Linked DNA regions of Homo sapiens: region 1 is linked to region 2. A link is a loop called in an ENCODE intact Hi-C map of the cell type or tissue named here. Cell type or tissue: GM12878. All regions are shown on one strand. Links, peaks and the distances in the headings refer to the core of each region. The heading gives the core; the rest is flanking DNA. Region 1 overlaps CDH1 (cadherin 1). Region 2 has its middle 17 kb from the start of CDH1.

Region 1 (4,387 bases), core at 65-4,064, 62 kb before region 2:
GGGCTCCAAGGCCTTGGACATCATGGCAAGTAGGAATCAGTATGGCTTTTTAAGAGAACATTCTGATCATGTTTATAGATTTTACATGCATAAATCCTTTCTTTCAGCAAAGCCCATTTTTAGGACTTCATCTCACAGAGGGACTCACACATTGCATCAGGGCAGATATACGGAGGGCCACTACAATCTTGTTTATGGTGGCAAAAGATAGACACATCATTGACAGAGGGCTGGATAAATCAATGATGGGCATCCACTCAATGGAAAATGATGCAAAAATTAAAAATCATGAAGGGCTGGGCACGGTGGCTCATGCCTAAATCCCAGCACTTTGGGAGGCCGAGGTGGGTAGATTGCTTGAGGTCAGGAGTTCAGGACCAGCCTGGCCAACATGGTGAAACTCCATCTCTACTAAAAATACAAAAATTAGCCAGGCGTGGTGGTAGGTGCCTGTAGTCCCAGCTACAAGGGAGGCTGAGGCTTGAGAATTGCTTGAACCCGGGAGGTGAGGGTTGCAGTGAGTCCAGATCATGCCACTACACTCCAGCCTGGGTGACAGAGCGAGACTCTATCTCAAAAAAAATAAATAAAATAAAAAGAATGAGGGAGCTGTTTAAAAAAGAATCAAGTAAGTGTATATGTAATAATATGGGAAGAATCTGTCTTTAAAGAGCACACAGCTAAATGGGATAGGGAATAGGCTTAGAATATCTTCAGAAGGAAACAAGAAATCGGTAACACTGCTTGTCTCAGATGAACTGCTGACAGGCAGACACTTTTAGGCTCTTAGGTACCATTTAAATTGGCTTGTGTTTGTTTTCCTATGTTCACATAAACAAACTTTTTTTTCTTTTTTTCTTTTTTCTTTTTTTTTTTTTTTTGAGATACTCTGTCACCTAGGCTGGAGTGCAGTGGCATCATCTTAGCTCACTGCAACCTTCACCTCCTGGGTTCAAGCGATTCTCGTGCCTCAGCCTCCTGAGTAGCTGGGATTACAGGCATGTGCCACCATGCCTGGCTAATTTTTGTATTTTTAGTAGAGACGGGGTTTCGCCATGTTACCCAGGCTGGTCTCGAACTCCTGAGCTCAGGATATCTGCCTGCCTCGGCCTCCCAAAGTGCCAGGATTACAGGAGTGAGCCACCACTCCCGGCCCTTTTTCTTTTCTTTAATGAGAGGGTTGAACCAAAGGAGGGATGGGTGTTCAGTTGACCGTAATCTCAATAGGCAACATGTGATGTGGCTTCCAAAACCAGATTTCAGTTGTGTTTTCAGAAATGAGACACTTAGGATATGGGAGACTATATAGTCCTTCTCTGATTCTATTTGTGGTTTGATAAGTACATTCTCAGGGTTGCAATCTGATGACCTCAATGATAAGTGCTGTTTTTTTTCCAAGAGTCATGCTCTAAGAGGAACACTGACCCATGGAGCTGGTCCAGGGACGGAGGGGCAAGGATGGGAAGGAACCCTGTGTGGGGTGAGGGGCAGGAAACGGGCTCACTGTCAACAATTCTAGGGCTGACTCCTTTGCGAAGGATCGGTCACAATGGCACCAGAGGGTAAGATGTGGGCCAGCGGAGAGAAGAAAGAACAAGATAATCTGACCCTACACAGAACTAGGCTGTAGCCTCCTGAACGCCCCCTCAAAGCACAGGTGGCTTTACCAGGTGCTGCCTCATAGAGCACTAACGGTCAGCGCTTAGGCCTGGAGTCTAGATAGATGTGGACTTGAATGCAAACTGTGCCTCTGACTAGCTGTGTTAACTTCAGGAAAGTTAAACGCTTGAGTCTTAGTTTCCTCTTCAACTACAGAGTGGCCCCCACCTGTCACAGTTGGTGGGAACATTTGAAGAGTTTGTATGTGGTAAGCTGCCGCTCCTGTTCTGCCACAGATGGCTTTTGCAGAACTCGAAACTTCTGCAACTGCCTCTGAGGTCACCCTAAGGAGAGGCAGTGCCCCCAAGGTGGGTGTGCAGGTTCCTGGGACAGGGCAACATCCCCAGGGCCTTCCCTGTAGGGTCAAATCCTGAGGGTGTGGACTGCCTCCCTGTGGCCCCCGTCCACGCCCTCAGGATTGGCCACTCCTGCCTTTGGGTGTGGTGGTCCCTTGCCTGTGGGGGGTGCCTGTGGAGCCAGAAGGAAGCCCTGAACTTGAGAAAGTCAATCCTTTTCCACCCCTCTTGATCAAAGATTTGATACCATGGGGAACAGCAGCTGCCCACACCAACCACTCCCTTCTCAGGCCATCTGGAAACATCTCTGTGGCCATGAAAGGAGTTTCCTGGGCTGCGGTTTTGTTTTTCTGACCCCCTCCTTGAGGCCTTAGCAGTGAGTGCCTAGGATTTGAGCCAAGGTTTGGGCTAGTGAAGGGCATCAAGGAAGGCATGGGCCCCCTGGAACTGTGGGTTAAGATATGGGCACCTGTGGGAGGCTCTGTGGTCTTCAACAGTCTCTCAAAGAGTCTCAGATCCCAAAGGGATTAAAGATATACTGAGGGGGCCCGGCATGATTGCTCAGGCCTGTAATCCCAGCAGTTTGGCTAAGGCAGGGAGATCACTCGAGTCCAGGAGTTTGAGATCAGCCTGGGCAACATAGTGAGACCCTGTCAATAAAGAAAATTAAAAAATTGGCCGGGCATGGTGTTGCATGCCTGTTATCCCCGCACTTTGGGAGGCCAAGGGGGATGGATTGCTTGAGCTCAGGAGTTCGACACCAACCTGGGCAACATGGCAAGACCCCATCTCTAAAAAAAGAAAAAATTAGCCAGGTGTAGTGGCATGCTCCTGTAGTCCCAATTACTGGGCAGGCTGAGGTGGAGTTAATTGCTTGAGCCCAGGAGGTCAAGGCTGCAACTAGCCGTGATCACACCATTGCACACCAGCCTGGATGACAGAGTGAGACCCTAACTCTAAAAAGGAAGGAAAAAGTAAAAGACATACTGAGGGGTTAAAATGAGTGCTGCGGGTGTGTGGAGGAGGGTGGAGAATGAAGCGGAGGCAACTGAGGCCACAATGCCTAATTGTTTCCAATACCCCCACCCTCAACTCAAACCCTCTGACCTGCAGATAAATAATGTCAGGCCTCCTGTGTGAGTGCTTTGAGTGCTGCGAATTACAAAATACAAAGCACAGCTGAGGAGTGGGGACAGGGTGGTCAAAAGGTGAGAGGAGAACATGGAGACAGAACGGCTTGTCAGCCGACACTTTTTTCCCCACAGACTCAATTCATCTCTGGACTCCTGGACCATTGCAGTAGCTCCTTAATCTTCCCAATTCTGGCCCAGGTTGCTACGGCGTCTTCTCTACACAGTAGCCGCATTGAGCTTGCTACAACCTCGGTCAGGCCATGACAAGCCTCTGCTCTATGCAGAGCCCTCCAGAGACTCACTTTTCCCAGAATAAAAGCCCAGCTCTCTACAGTGAGGCCTCAGCTACTTCTGACTTTGTCACCAACTACCCTCATGTCACTTGCTCTGCTCAGCCAACACCCTGGAGGTAACTGTGGGCATGAAATCACGAGAATGAGGTGCAGTACTAGCCAGCTTTGAAGACGCATGAAGTTATGGGAGCGCCACTCCTGATTCATCAGCACTGTTCTCCTGGGGTTGACTCCAAGGCCCTTTAGCCAAAAACATACAATAAGGTAGTAAACGCTGTAGAGAAAACAATAGAACAGGTGCTGGGCATGGTGGCCGAAGCCCGTAATCCCAAGCACTTTGGGAGGTCGAGATGGGTAGATCACTTGAAATCAGCCTGGCCAACATGGCGAAACCCTATCTCTACTAAAAATACAAAAATTAGCCAGGTGTGGTGGTGCACACCTGTAATCCCAGCTACTTGGGAGGCTGAGGCAGGAGAGAATCACTTGAACCCAGGAGGTACAGGTTGCAGTGAGCCAAAATCATGCCACTGCACTCCAACCTGGGTGACAAAGGGAGACTCTGTCTCAAAATAAATAAACAAAAAATAATAAAATAAAATAAACAGGGAGGAAGGATAAGGAGGGAGTGCTGGAGGCAGTGGTGTGCCATGTCAAAGGCAATGAAGGTGACTTAGAGCAAAGGCAGTTTTAGCTGAGACCTAAGACTTGCTGGAAGGGAGGGAAGGAGGGAGGAAGGGAGCCACACGGTCCCCTTTGGAAGGACATTTCAGGCAGAGGGAAAAGCAAACACAACTTGGTTGGAAGCCAATCCAGGGTGGTGGCTGAGTAGAGCGAGTGACACAAGGGTAGTCAGTGACAAAGTCAGACGTAGCTGGAGCCTCATTGTAGAGAGCCGGGCTTTTATTCTGGGAGAAGTAAGGAGTGTCTTGGAGTTATCTGCAGATGAGAGGGTTTCAGCTGGGGATGGGGGGATTGGAAACAGCCAGACACTGTGGCCTCAGTT
Region 2 (4,387 bases), core at 290-4,289:
AATTCCAGAGTCCAGATACAGGACGAGGCATCTATAATTCTCCAGAGTAACTGTCCAACTTTTCAGGCCACATTAACTCACTCACTCACTCGTTCATTCATTCATTCATTCATTCAATAAACACTCACTGGCACCTAGCATGCACAAATGCTTGGCTGGTGACAGGGGCCCCTCCCTATCCTGAAGAAGCTTTTGATCTGATGGAATAAACAGACAAGGGAGCCAGGGATTTACAACCCAAGGATTTACAACCCAGAGCAATAAGCAAGGATAATCCTTTTGTTGTTGTTGATGTTGTTGTTGTTGGTAGTCTTGCTTATCACCCAGGTTGGAGTGCAGTAGTGCCATCTCGGCTCACTGCAACTTCTGCCTCCCAGGTTCAAGCAATTCTCCTGCCTCAGTCTCCTGAGTAGCTGGAGTTACAGGCACCCGCCACACACCCAGCTAACTTTTGTATTTTTAGTAGAGATAGGGTTTCACCATGTTGGCCAGGCTGGTCTCGAACTCCTGACGTCAAGTGATCTGCCCGCCTCAGCCTCCCAAAGTGCTAGAATTACAGGCGTGAGCCACCACGCCTGGCCAACAAGGATGATCTTAACAATTATGTATTATTATTTTGTTTTGAGACGGAGTTTCAGAAATATGATGGGGAGCAAAGTGACATTTAAGCTGAGTTAACCAGTGTTTCTGGCAGAAGTCACCACCTGGGCAAAGGCCCAGAAGGGAGAAGAGCTTAGTCTAGCCAAGAAGGGAGAGGCAGGAGGTTAGACCCAAGAGCAGGGAAGGGGCTGGGCATAGTGGCTCACACCTGTAATCCCTAACTGCTGAGTACCCGCAGTTAAAAGACTGAACTGTGGCCGGGTGCGGTGGCTCATGCCTTTAATCCCAGCACTTTGGGAGGCCAAGGCGGGTTGATCATCTGAGGTTAGGAGTTCGAGACCAGCCTGGCCAATATGGTGAAACCCCGTCTCTACTAAAAATACAAAAATTAGCCAGACCTGGTGGCAGACACCTGTAATCTCAGCAACTCGGGAGGCTGAGGCAGGAGAATTGCTGGAAACTGGGAGGCAGAGGTTGCAGTGAGCCGAGATCGTGCTACTGCACTCCAGCCCAGGCCGACAACAGCGAGACTCCATCTCAAAAAAAAAAAAAAAAAAAAGACTAAACTGCATAAAGGGTAAGGTCCAGGAACACTGAGATGCTGAGAGGATGTCACACAGCTTGTCTCCAGGAATGTCACATGATTTAGTATGATGATTAGGAGCATGGGCCCTGAAATGAGAGGGCTGGATCAAATACTGGGGATACTGGGCTATGTTGACCTTGACAATTTATGAAACCTCTGCGCACCTAGGTTCTTGTCAATTAGTAAAATAGAGGTAGTGCTAGTTCCTACCATCTAGGAGTGGTATAAGGATGAAATGAACTAATACCTGCAAAGTGCTTAATACATCTAAATGCTCAATAAAGGCCTGACATGGTGGCTCATGCCTGTAATCCCAGCACTTTGGGAGGCCGAGGAGGGTGGATCACTTGAGGTCAAGAGTTCGAGACCAGCCTGGCTAACATGGTAAAACCCATCTCTACTAATAATACAAAAATTAGTCGGCGTGGTGGCAGGCTCCTGTAATCCCAGCTACTCGGGCTTGGGAGGCTGAGGCAGGAGAATCGCTTGAGCCTGGGAGGCAGATGTTGCAGTGAACTGAGATCGTGCCACTGCATTCCGGCCTGGGCAACAGAGCGAGACTCCATCTCAAAAAAAAAAAAAAAGACTTAATAAAGAACATTTAAAACACTATTGTCTTGCCCTACCCTTCTGATGTGAAAAAACACATGTATGGGTAGCCTGGCAGTGACTCAGTGCTCAATAGATGTCTGTGCCTTGTTAGAGATGTTTAGAGCTCTCTCTTCCCTTTCTGGGCTAAGAAACTATGTTTCTGGGAGGCAAAGGTACTTGCCCAAGGTCACCAGCAAGTCCCAGACACAGCTGTCAGGCTGGGCTTGACAAACTTTAGATTTTAAGAGGTTCTGCAAAGATCTGATTCAGGGTATGCATGGGGAATTCCCTTGCTACCCAGAATTTCACAGATCTCACGCTCTCTTTCTTTCTCTTTTTTTTTTTTAGCCTCCCCTCATGTTAAAAAAAATTAGTTTGCATATGGTAAAATTCACACTTTTTGGGATTCAGTTCTGTGAGGTTTTTTGTTTTGGTTTGGTTTGGAGTTTTTTCTTGAGACAGGGTTTCACTCTGGCACCCAAGCTGGTATGCAGTGGTGTGATCATGGCTTACTGCAGCCTCGACCTCCTGGGCTCAAGAGATCCTCCCACCTCAGCCTCCCAAGTAGCTGGGACCACAGGTGGGCATGCCACCATGCCTGGCTAATTTTGTTCATTTTTTGTAGAGAAGAGGTTTCACTATGTTGCCCAGGCTGGTCTTGAACTCCTAGGCTCAAGGGATCCTCCCTCCTCAGCCTCCCAAAGTGTTGGGATTACATGCATGAGCCACTGCATCTGGCCAAGTTCTGTGAGTTTTGACAGACACAAGCAGTTGTATATCCACCACTATAATCAAGATGTAGTACAGTTCCATCTCTGGGTGTGGTGGCTCACGCCTGCAATCCCAGCACTTTGGGAGGCCAAGATGGGCGGATCACGAGGTCAGGAGTTTGAGATCAGCCTGGCCAATATGGTGAAACCCCGTCTCTAATAAAAATACAAAAATTAGCTGGTGTGTGCCTGAGGTCCCAGCTACTTGGGAGGCTGAGGCAGGAGAATTTTGCTTGAACCCGGGAGGCAGAGGTTGCAGTGAGCCAAGATGGCGCCACTGCACTCCAGCCTGGGTGACAGAGCGAGACTCCCTCTCAAAAAAAAAAAAAAAAAAAAAAAGAACAGTTCCATCATGCCAAAAAATCCCCCTGTGCCCTTGTAGATGACCACACCCCTCATTCCTGGTCCCCGACAACCACTGGGCCCTTTTCTGTCCCCAGAGTTTTGCTTTTTCTAGATTGTCATATAAATGGAATCATACAGTATGTGGCCTGTTGTATATGTTTCTTTCACTTAGCAAAATGCTTTTGAGCATATTGTTGTGTATGTCTGTAGTTCATAGTTCGTTTTTTATCTTTTTTTTTTTTCTTTTTTTTTGAGACGGAGTCTCACTCTTTTTTGCCCAGGCTGGAGTGCAATGGCACAATCTCCACTCACTGCAACCTCCACCTCCTGGGTTCAAGCAATTCTCCCTGTCTCAGCCTCCCAAGTAGCTGGGATTACAGGCGTGCACCACCACGCCCAGCTAATTTTGTATTTTTAGTAGAGACGGGGTTTCACCATGTTGGCTAGGCTGGTCTTGAACTGCTGACCTCAGGTGATCCACCTGCCTTGGCCTCCCAAAGTGCTGGGATTACAGGCGTGAGGGAGCCACCGCGCCCGGCCCCGTTTTTTTTCTTAATAGTCTTCCATTATTGTATAGCTACACCACAATTAATTGTTGTATCCATTTACCAGTTAATGAGCACTTGGGCTATTTCCTCTTTGGGGCTATTATAAATAAAGCTTCTAGGAACATGTATGCGTCTTTGTGTGGACATATGTTTTCATTCTTCTTGGGTAAATACCTAGGAGCAGAGTTACTAAATCATATGGTTAGCATATGTTTATGCTTTCTAAGAGATTGCCAAACTGTTTTCCTTTTTTATTTTTATTTTTTTGAGACAGAGTCTCATTCTGTTGCCCAGGATGGAGTGCAGTGGAGCAATCTCGGCTCACTGCAACCTCCACCTCCCGGGTTCAAGCGATTTTGTTGTCTCAGCCTCCCGAGTAGCTGGGGTTACAGGCATGCGCCACCACACCTGGCTAATTTTTTTGTATTTTTAGTAGAGATGGGTTTTTGACATCTTGGCCAGGCTGGTTTTGAACTCCTGACCTCAGATGATCCACCCGCCTCGGCCTCCCAAAGTGCTGGGATTATAGGCATGAGCCACCACACCCAGCCAGCCAAACTGTTTTTCAAAGTGGCTGTCTTAGTCTGTTTTACGTTGCTATAACAGAATTCCTGACACTGGGTAATTTAACACACAAAAAAAGTTTAGCCAGTTCGGTGGCTCACACCTGTAATCCCAGCACTTTGGGAGGCTGAGGTGGGAGGATCACTTGAGCTCAGAAGTTTGAGATCAGCCTGGGCAACATGGCAAAATCTATCTCTAGAAAAAATACAAAAACTAGCCAGAGTGGCACGTGCCTGTAGTCCTAGCTACCCAGGAGGCTGAGGTAGGAGGATCACTTGAACCTGGGGGCAGAGATTGCAGTGAGCCATGATTGTGCCACTGCACTCCAGTCTGGGCAACTCCAGCCTGGGCAACTCCAGCCTGGGCAACAGAATGAGACTCTG

The links. Peaks named below come from ENCODE experiments on the same cell type or tissue, not always from the same donor. Only the 100,000 strongest peaks of a DNase experiment are listed, where the experiment ranks them.
Region 1: a loop joins it to region 2, with 5 times the contacts of the local background. A loop is called at or near these places in 6 of 110 quality-filtered maps.

The regions. Positions count from the first base shown.
Region 1 is chr16:68,779,883-68,784,269 of GRCh38, reverse strand. All of the region lies in intron 2 of CDH1 (cadherin 1), which reads right to left. Among named protein-coding and RNA genes, the nearest start is that of CDH1, 45 kb to the right of the region's middle. RefSeq lists enhancers at 1,306-1,495, 1,526-1,645, 2,156-2,255, 3,101-3,245, 3,785-3,929 and 1 more and cis regulatory regions at 3,173, 3,857. In GM12878, for the core only: no CTCF peak of the experiment used is centred there; DNase peaks (open chromatin) are centred at 1,287 and 1,833; H3K4me3 peaks cover 333 bases; H3K27ac peaks cover 1,534 bases.
Region 2 is chr16:68,718,002-68,722,388 of GRCh38, reverse strand. It overlaps a transcript of CDH3 not described here. Among named protein-coding and RNA genes, the nearest start is that of CDH1, 17 kb to the left of the region's middle. RefSeq lists an enhancer at 2,035-2,164. In GM12878, for the core only: no CTCF peak of the experiment used is centred there; a DNase peak (open chromatin) is centred at 2,038; H3K27ac peaks cover 1,397 bases.